Linked DNA regions of Homo sapiens: region 2 is linked to region 1. Evidence: chromatin loops called from intact Hi-C (ENCODE). Cell type or tissue: chondrocyte. All regions are shown on one strand. Region 1 holds the start of LRRC32 (leucine rich repeat containing 32). Region 2 overlaps EMSY (EMSY transcriptional repressor, BRCA2 interacting).

Evidence for each region. Peaks named below come from ENCODE experiments on the same cell type or tissue, not always from the same donor. Only the 100,000 strongest peaks of a DNase experiment are listed, where the experiment ranks them.
Region 2: it touches region 1 in a loop (3-fold over the local background); 13 of 110 quality-filtered maps call a loop at or near these places.

What each region holds. Positions count from the first base shown.
Region 1 is chr11:76,668,870-76,672,869 of GRCh38, reverse strand. It overlaps LRRC32 (leucine rich repeat containing 32), which reads left to right and starts at 2,123. Exons shown (of 3, transcript NM_001128922.2): 1 at 2,123-2,256. RefSeq lists silencers at 7-246, 1,979-2,178, 2,239-2,368. In chondrocyte, a CTCF peak has its summit at 2,147; DNase peaks (open chromatin) are centred at 1,959, 2,099 and 2,559.
Region 2 is chr11:76,549,398-76,553,397 of GRCh38, reverse strand. It overlaps EMSY (EMSY transcriptional repressor, BRCA2 interacting), which reads right to left. Exons shown (of 22, transcript NM_001300942.2): 22 at 367-3,446. The coding sequence ends at 3,252. Among named protein-coding and RNA genes, the nearest start is that of LINC02757, 79 kb to the left of the region's middle. RefSeq lists an enhancer at 1-300. In chondrocyte, CTCF peaks have their summits at 1,571 and 1,777; no DNase peak of the experiment used is centred here.

The sequences.
Region 1 (4,000 bases):
GGGCACGCTTGGTTGCCCATCTGCCTCAAATGTGGGGGAGCCCCATCCGGGCACTGAGTAAGGTGGAACCCCACGAGCTGACTAACCACAACCACAGCCTCTGGGGGCGGGGGAGTGGGAGGTGGGGCACTCACCCCCAGCCCACCATAGCCCCAGCCCCGCCCTCCTGGGCCCTAGCAGAAGCTCTGCCATGGCCCAGTGATTTCTGCTTGGTAGCAGCTCCGGGAAGGGTGAGGCAGTGCTCAGCGAGCCTGGGTCTGGATGGCTGGGAGCTGGTCTGATACACAAGGCCAGGAACTGCCCGAATGATCCAGTCACTCTGCTCATACTGCAGGGCAGCTTCAAAGCACTTTCCTGAACATTTGGCCCCTTGGACAGGGACCTGGAAAAGGAAGCCCACAGGATATAGGAGTATCCACCAACTGCCACAATAAAGGCAGTGAGAAGTTGCCTAACAACCACTGGGTGCAGGCTCCAGCTGGATCCATTGCACTTAGTTCTAGCACCAACTCCAAGTAGTAGCTACTATCTTTCCCACTTTACAGATAGGGGCACTGAGGTTCCATTTGACCAAATGGAGCACTAGAGACCAGAGAGGGGGCTGGATGGACCAGCTAGGACCCTGTGGACATAGATCTGAGGCCTTGGGTGGCTGGGAGGGAAGGGAAAGAGGTTTGGATACCCTTCGCAGGCCCTGCTGAGAGATTCCTTACCTGCACCTCCTGCCCATCCCCTCACTGCAGCTCAGGCCTCCTCCTTAGGGAAGCCTTCCCTGATTTCCTCTTCTAAGACTAGGTCAGGCCCCTATGGCACCTGCTATCATGGCTTGTCCTCTCTGGGTTGACCCCATCTCCCCAGATCCATCTCCACAGTGGACTGAACAGGGGTAAGAAAAGGCAGTAACTGTAGAGACTTCAGGGAATCCCGCTTCTGAGCCCAGCCTTACCCTGATTTGCCACAAGGCCCTGGGTGGTCACTTTCATGCATGTAAAATGGGGCACCCTGCCCCACTCTCAGGGCTGGTGACGATCAGGGAAGAGAAACACTGTGGAAGAGGCCCCTTCTACACTTGGAACCAGGACCTGGAGGACAGCCAGGGCCCCTCTCTTCTAGGGACCCGCATACTAGAGTCCACAGGCAGCAAGGCAGGGTACCTGTGATTTGGTAGGGTCAAGGCATCTAGAAGAGAGGTGGCTTTGGGAAAGATCTGCTTCAACCTCCAATCTAAATGACAATACCGCCACCCCATATTTGCACAGTACTTTAAAAATTCGGGCAAGATAATGCCCAAACTGAATCAGACTTAGCTTTATGAACAGATTGGGCTCAAATCACTGATTCTTATTAGCTGTGTTGACTTTGGACACGCCATTTAACCTTTTCTGAGCCTCAGGTTCCCCAGCTATAAATAGGGACCTTACTAGTCTCAGACAATTGGTTTTCATGTGTACACACTGCCCCCACCCCTAGCCTCAGCTTCTCCATCCGAAAACAGGACTTTGATGGTGCCGTTTCACAGGCTGTTGAAGGGTCCCGCAGATGATGGAGGAGTACGGGTCCAGACACTAGAGCACAATCCGGAGAGGAAAAGTGACCTGCCAGGACCCACCAGAGTGGACGGCTTGGTGCGGGGAACCCCCTCCGCGGCCGCCCCAGGGCCAGCGAAGGGTCATTTCCTTCCGCATTCAGCCCCGCCGTCACCTCGCCTGTTTGCCCCCGCGTTAAGTGCGGCGGCGCCAGCAGCTGGGAAATCGGGGCCAGGCCGGATTTCCTCTGTGGACCTGCGGCTCCTAGAGCCACCGCGCCCCCCTCCGGACCCCGCGGGGCCGCGAACTGCACGTGCGGCGGCCGCTGGGATGGGCCTCGCTCCCACGGCGCTTCCTCTGCAACCCCTCTCCCTCCCGCCCTCTCATCCCCCCACACTGGGCCCCCGCCCCTTCCCGGCCGAGGTCCCAGGGTGGTGAAGATGCTTCGCCGCCCCACCCCACTCCGCCCCCGCCGGCTCCGGATAAACCGAGGCACGGGGCCAGGCGCTAGGACCCCACGGCCTCGCCAGAGGGGGGCGTGGCGGGGCGGGCCGGCGGGAGAGGTATTTAAATTGCAGCCGGAGCGCGGGGGCTCCGGTGGGGCAGCTGAGCGGCCTGCTCCTCCTCGGGCCGTGACCCCGGGGTCTGGCGCGGGGTGGGACCCGGGGGCGGGTTTGCGCAAAATGTGCCGAGACTGCCCGGGAGAGGAGCTGCGGCCGCGCTGAGCCAGGTAGGAGCCGCCGGGCAGGCGAGGCTGGCCGGCCCTCGGGGGGCGCACTGTCGCGCGCCTCTAGCGAGCGCAAGGCGGGGGCTGGTCCCAAGGGACGCCCCCCAAACACTCCCCTCCCGCCATCCCCACTGCGCGCGTGGAGCCGGGGCTGACCCTCCCTCGGTCCCTGGGAGTTCCCCAGCGCTCCTGTCTTGGCGGATCTTTCCCGCAAAGGGGTGAGGCCGGCCTTCCCATTTGACAGCTGGGAAAACAATGGCCTGAAGACCGTGACTTGCCCAGGAACACACAGCTAGGCAAGGGCAAACCGGAATTTGAATTCAGGTTTCCTGCAACGCTCCGATCCCAGCCAGGCGTGGGGCTGCCCATCCCACAGCACTAGATGGCCTGCCCATTTCTCGTAGTGGGGTAGGGGGCACCCACCGCTCTCCAAGGGGCTCTGAACCCAGCCTTCTTCATGGGTGGTAAGATGTGAGGGGCCCCCACCCCCACGCCGAGCTGCCTGAAATTCCGCCATCACAGCCACATTCCTTTGGGTTAAGGTCTAATTCCCCCGTGGGATGCACATGTCTCCAGAACGAGGCTTGCCCTTAGTGATTCACTGCTTGACAGGAACGTCCGCAGCAGCTCTCCCAGGACCCCACTCTGCCAGTAAGTCAGCTGAGGCCGAGAGGAGGGAGAGAGGACCTCAGAGGCCAGACTGTGAGCTAGTCTGCCCTGCTCCTGCGTGTGAGGGGTCGTTGGCAGGGCTTAGGGAAGGAGACCTTGATTTGGTATAGTGGGAACATTTGCTTTGGAGACAGATGAACTGGATTCTGATCGTGACCCTGCTATTTTCTCCTTGTGTGACTTTGGGTAAGTCACTTCTCTGAGCCTCCTTTTCTTCATGGGCAAAAAAAAGACAGTTCTATTGGGGGCAGTCGGCTCAGCATGTGCTGGAGAAAACACAGTATTCAGGTCATGTAGAACTGGATAAATCCCAGCTCCAAAGCCCTTATGAGCTGGGTAACTCTGGGGGTAAGTCACTTCACTTTCCGGAAACTGTTTTCTCATCCGTAAAATGGGAATTACAGTAATTTCCTCAATAGGTGATTGTGAGAATTAAATGAGATGATATAGGTCAAGTGCTTAGAAGACTAACATCCTTAAATGTAGGGGTGGGCTTATTGTGGTAGTAGTCATTGCCCCCCGTACCCCTGCTCTTTCTCTCTCACTCTCTCTCTCTCTCTCACACACACACACACACACACACACACACACACACACACACATTCTTTGGCACTTTTCTGAGTTGGACTCCTGAGAGTCCGACTCTCCTGCCTCCTCTTGCCCAGGCCACTTGTCTGCAGGCTTGGGGCCTCCCCACTGAGCACACCTCACCTGGGATGCTCAGCCCTGCGAGGGTCACTGTGTCAGCTGGGAAGGACAGTGAGGATGCAGGGCACCTTCGCCACCATTCTTTGCCTGATCATCACAATAGTTGGGGTTGGCCAGTGGCAGAACTGGAACCCAGCTGCCTACCCTGCAGACAGGACACTGGGGCACCAAGAAAGGAAGGGACTTACCTTAGGGAGCAGAGCTGGTGAGTGGTGGGCTTTGGATGCAAGCCTGGGTCTAAGTGACACCGTCCTCCTTTTTGAGAGAGAGTAGTCTTTAAATGCTACACCCTGTACTTGGGCACCACTGAGGAGGGCCCACAGCTGAGGGGCCCTTCCCGTCAGATGCCAGGACAGAGTGCCCATGTGCT
Region 2 (4,000 bases), 120 kb after region 1:
CCAATATGCACATGAAAAGATGCTCATCATTAGCCATCAGAGGAATGGAAATTAGAACCACAATGGGGTAGCACTTTACAATTCATACATGAGGATGACTAGAATAAAAAAGACAAACAGCAGCAAGTGTTGGCAAGGATGTGGAGAAACTGAAACTCCTATAGACTGCTGATATGCAGTCCCTGTGGAAAAGAGTCTGGCACTTGCTCAGAAGGTTAAACAGTCACTGTATGACCCAGCAATTTCACTCCTAGGTATATACCCATAAGAACTGAAAATACGTAAAACTTGTACACAAATTGTTCATAGCAGCATCATTCATAATAGCCCAAAAGTGTAAACAATGCAAATATCCATCAGCTGATAAACGGGTAAACAAAATGTGATATATTTCACACAATGGAATGGCCATAAAAAGAAATGTAGTACTGACACATTCTACAACACGGATGAACCTTGAAAATACGCTAAGTGAAAGAAGTCACAAAAGACCACATATTATATAATCTCATTTATATGAAATGTCCACATTTCTTATGGCACATCCATAAGAGGCAGAAAGTAGAGGAGTGGCCACCCAGGGCTGGAGCGATGGTGGTGGTGGTTTCATTTCAGGATTTCTTTTGTGATTAATGAAAATGTTCTCAAATTGATTGTGGTAATGGCTTGCCCAACTCTGTGGATATACTAAAACCATTAAACGGTATACTTTAAATGGGAGAGTTTATGGCATGTGAATATCTCAATGAAGCCCCCTTTGGTTTTTAATCCTCTAAGTTCACCATAAACTGCATCTGCAATACTAGGCACTTATTAAAGTTTACTTTAAGCCAAATGGATTTTTCTTATCACTGCCTAATAGTTGTTAGGATTCTAAAAATTCTGTAGCATTTGCATTGTAATTTGTTAATATCCTTCAAAGAGATGACTTTAAATTACTTTTAAATTATGTACTTAAATGTGGAATACTAATAGATATAATGCTAAGACTTTCAGTAAAGGGATGTCTGAAAATCCATATATGGCATCATCATCTATCCACTTTATAAAAAAACCTAAGTATTGTTCTTATTTTCTCCTGTCTTCATTCCTTGTATCCATTTCATGAGCAGGAAGCCCTGTTTATAAACTTCATAAGGATAGGATTTCCTGTTTGTTCACTATGGTATCCCCAGTGCACAGAATACTACTTGTCATACAGAAGATGCTCAATTAATATTTGTTGAATAAATAAATGAATGCATGCTCTATTTGGAATTAACACCTTTAAAAGAAAAATTTTAAATTTCACTTGATAATTTCTTAATATTTGTAATTCTTTAAAAAAATGTAGATGATAGCACTTTTATTTGCCATTCCAATTGCAGAAACATATGAAGGCTAAATTCTCAAGGGACACAGGTATGCTATGCTGCCAAAATATGTAGAACATAACTTTATTCAAGTTTGCTCTTGTTACTTGATCCATGAATATTTAAAAGATACTTTATTTTATAAAAACTTAATCTGTAAGTAATGGATTGATCATAACAGAGGGCTTAACCTGGAATACATGGATAGGCTTAGAGGCCCATGAGCCCCTAAAATTGTATGCAAAGTCTAACATGTATTTAACATGTTGCATGTGTATCTTTTTGGTGAGAGTTCATAGTTTACCAAAGAAGTCTATGACCCAAGAAAGGTTAAAAAATTACTTAACTAGAAACAGTCACAAAGTTTTTTAAACATGAATTTGTACAATAAAATAATATCCAACAGCTCCATCTATGGGTAAATCATTATCACCTAGCAGAACTAGTGACAACCACCAGAGATCAGCGCATCTTATGAATGCTTGTGTTTAAATCTTCAGTGTCACTCTAGTGGGAATTTATTAACTATAGTATCACAGCTTTTTCCCCCCAGATGTAGATGCAAAAATTAGGAGACCGTTGATGAATTCTACTTACAGTACTTCAGCACCAAAAAAACTGGGCAGTTATGCTGATAAATGTATGTACAGTTCAACATTTGTCAGTCTTAAAATGCTTATTTATAGTGAAATCTATATAAAACCGTTAAAAACTTTTCTATTTACATTTTTAAAAATGAAAAGTATAGTTTCCTTTGCCACAACTTGTCAAAACTCTTACCCTCCCACCCCCTTACCCCTTTCACTCTACTTGTGACAGACAGTGATCACAAGACCAAAACATATTGCTTAAACAAACTGTGTCCTAAAAAGATAGAAGGCTTAAAAACATTACATTTAGAACTGTAAATGAACTTTTTATACATTTCAAAGGGGCTTAAACAAAAGTATGTAAAAGTTATTTTCAAAGTCTCAGTCCAATGTGAATGTGCAATTTCAACGTTAAGAAAGCATCATATGAATGAATAATTTGTTTTCTTAACATGACCAAACATTTCCTTTAGGTCTGAAAACGTTTCTTTTCCTCTGCTTCGCAATGAAACATTTTTTAGTAAGTTTTCTTAAAGGAAGAGGGAAAGTGGGGAGACGACGACAGTGGAAAGCGTAGGCAATCCTGGTTTACAAGAAATTTGTCAGAAGGAGTACGGCCTGCTTTGAAATGTTTACACTTAAATAAATAGAAGGCAAGTGTGCTGCTTAGAGCACAAAGGAACAATACAATAAATTAGCACACAACTGATAAGAATGCACAAGCCACCCAAAAAGTACCTCCCACTGGTTAGGGATCTGATTTCTACCATCCAACAAGGATTCTTTAATGCCAGTATTATTCTAGGTGTTTATAAACTAATTATGAACTGAGAAAATGTAAAATTTTAACCAATTCAACACTTCCAGGGATTTGCAAAAACATACAAGTTTTTAAAAAACTTTTCCTGACACATCATTTCAAAATACAACTATTCACATTCTCCTTTTAGATGGTATTTTGCTCAGTAGAAACCAGTTGAGAAACATTCACAGGAAGTCTCTTTCCACTGCAAGACAAAACTGTTTCACCGGCCATGATCCAACAGAGAAAGAAGACCAGGTCTTAAGTCACTGTAAATGTGCAGCTTTTTTTTTCTTTTTCATTTTTTTTTAAAAAAGTACATTCCCCTGTGAGTTTTATCTTGTTTTAAAAAGCTGCTCCTGCAGCAACATCTTGTTGAAACACTGCTGTTTTAGGGTCCACAGCCTAAGTACGGGCAAAGTGCTCTTTTTAGTCATCAAAATACAAGGGTTTCCCTGGACACTTGGTAACCAAGCAGGTTTTAAAGTGCACTATTGTGTCCAAACACTAGGACCGTTCAGCAGAGCTCTGAGAAGGGCTGGGTTCAGTTCCATCCTCCGTGCTACTGTCTATGTCCTGCTCCATTGCTGTCTCCTCATCATCCAGCTGTTGACTAGTGAAGTTGTTTAGCTCAAGAAGCCCACTGGGCTCCACCACCACATTGGAGCTGGAGTGACAAGGAATAGCATACTGAGGAATAGCCTGGAAGAGAAGACACAGGAGAATCTTTATGGTAAGAAAAGGTAGCAGAATAACTTCCCCAACAATATCAAGAAAAAAAAAAAAAAGAAAACTGACATTTTTTGGACAACTGGACAACTACTACATGCCAGGCACTGTGCAAGGTGCTTTCACACATCACATTCTACTAAATCCCATCATATTCTGCTAAATCCCTGTGACAACACTATAAGAAAATTATTATTCCCATTTACAAATGAGGAAACTGAGAGGGTAGATGACTTAACCAAAGTCACACAGTTGGTCAGGGTTAATGCCAAGATTCAAATCCAAATCTTGTACAACTGAAAGCAATCTTTCCACTCCTTTATGGTGCCTCTTCTAACAAAGGAGGCTCAAATCTATTGCCTAATTCAAGAGAAGAACTTTGAATAAAGCTTTCATTTATTATTAAGCAAATGTAAATGTAAATGTAGCCTAATTTTGCCCTTTATTATCTGCAAGACGAGTACCAGTAGAAGAACACTTGCTGTAGACCTCTGTGTAAGTAAATATCATAGGTACACTGCCTTGTC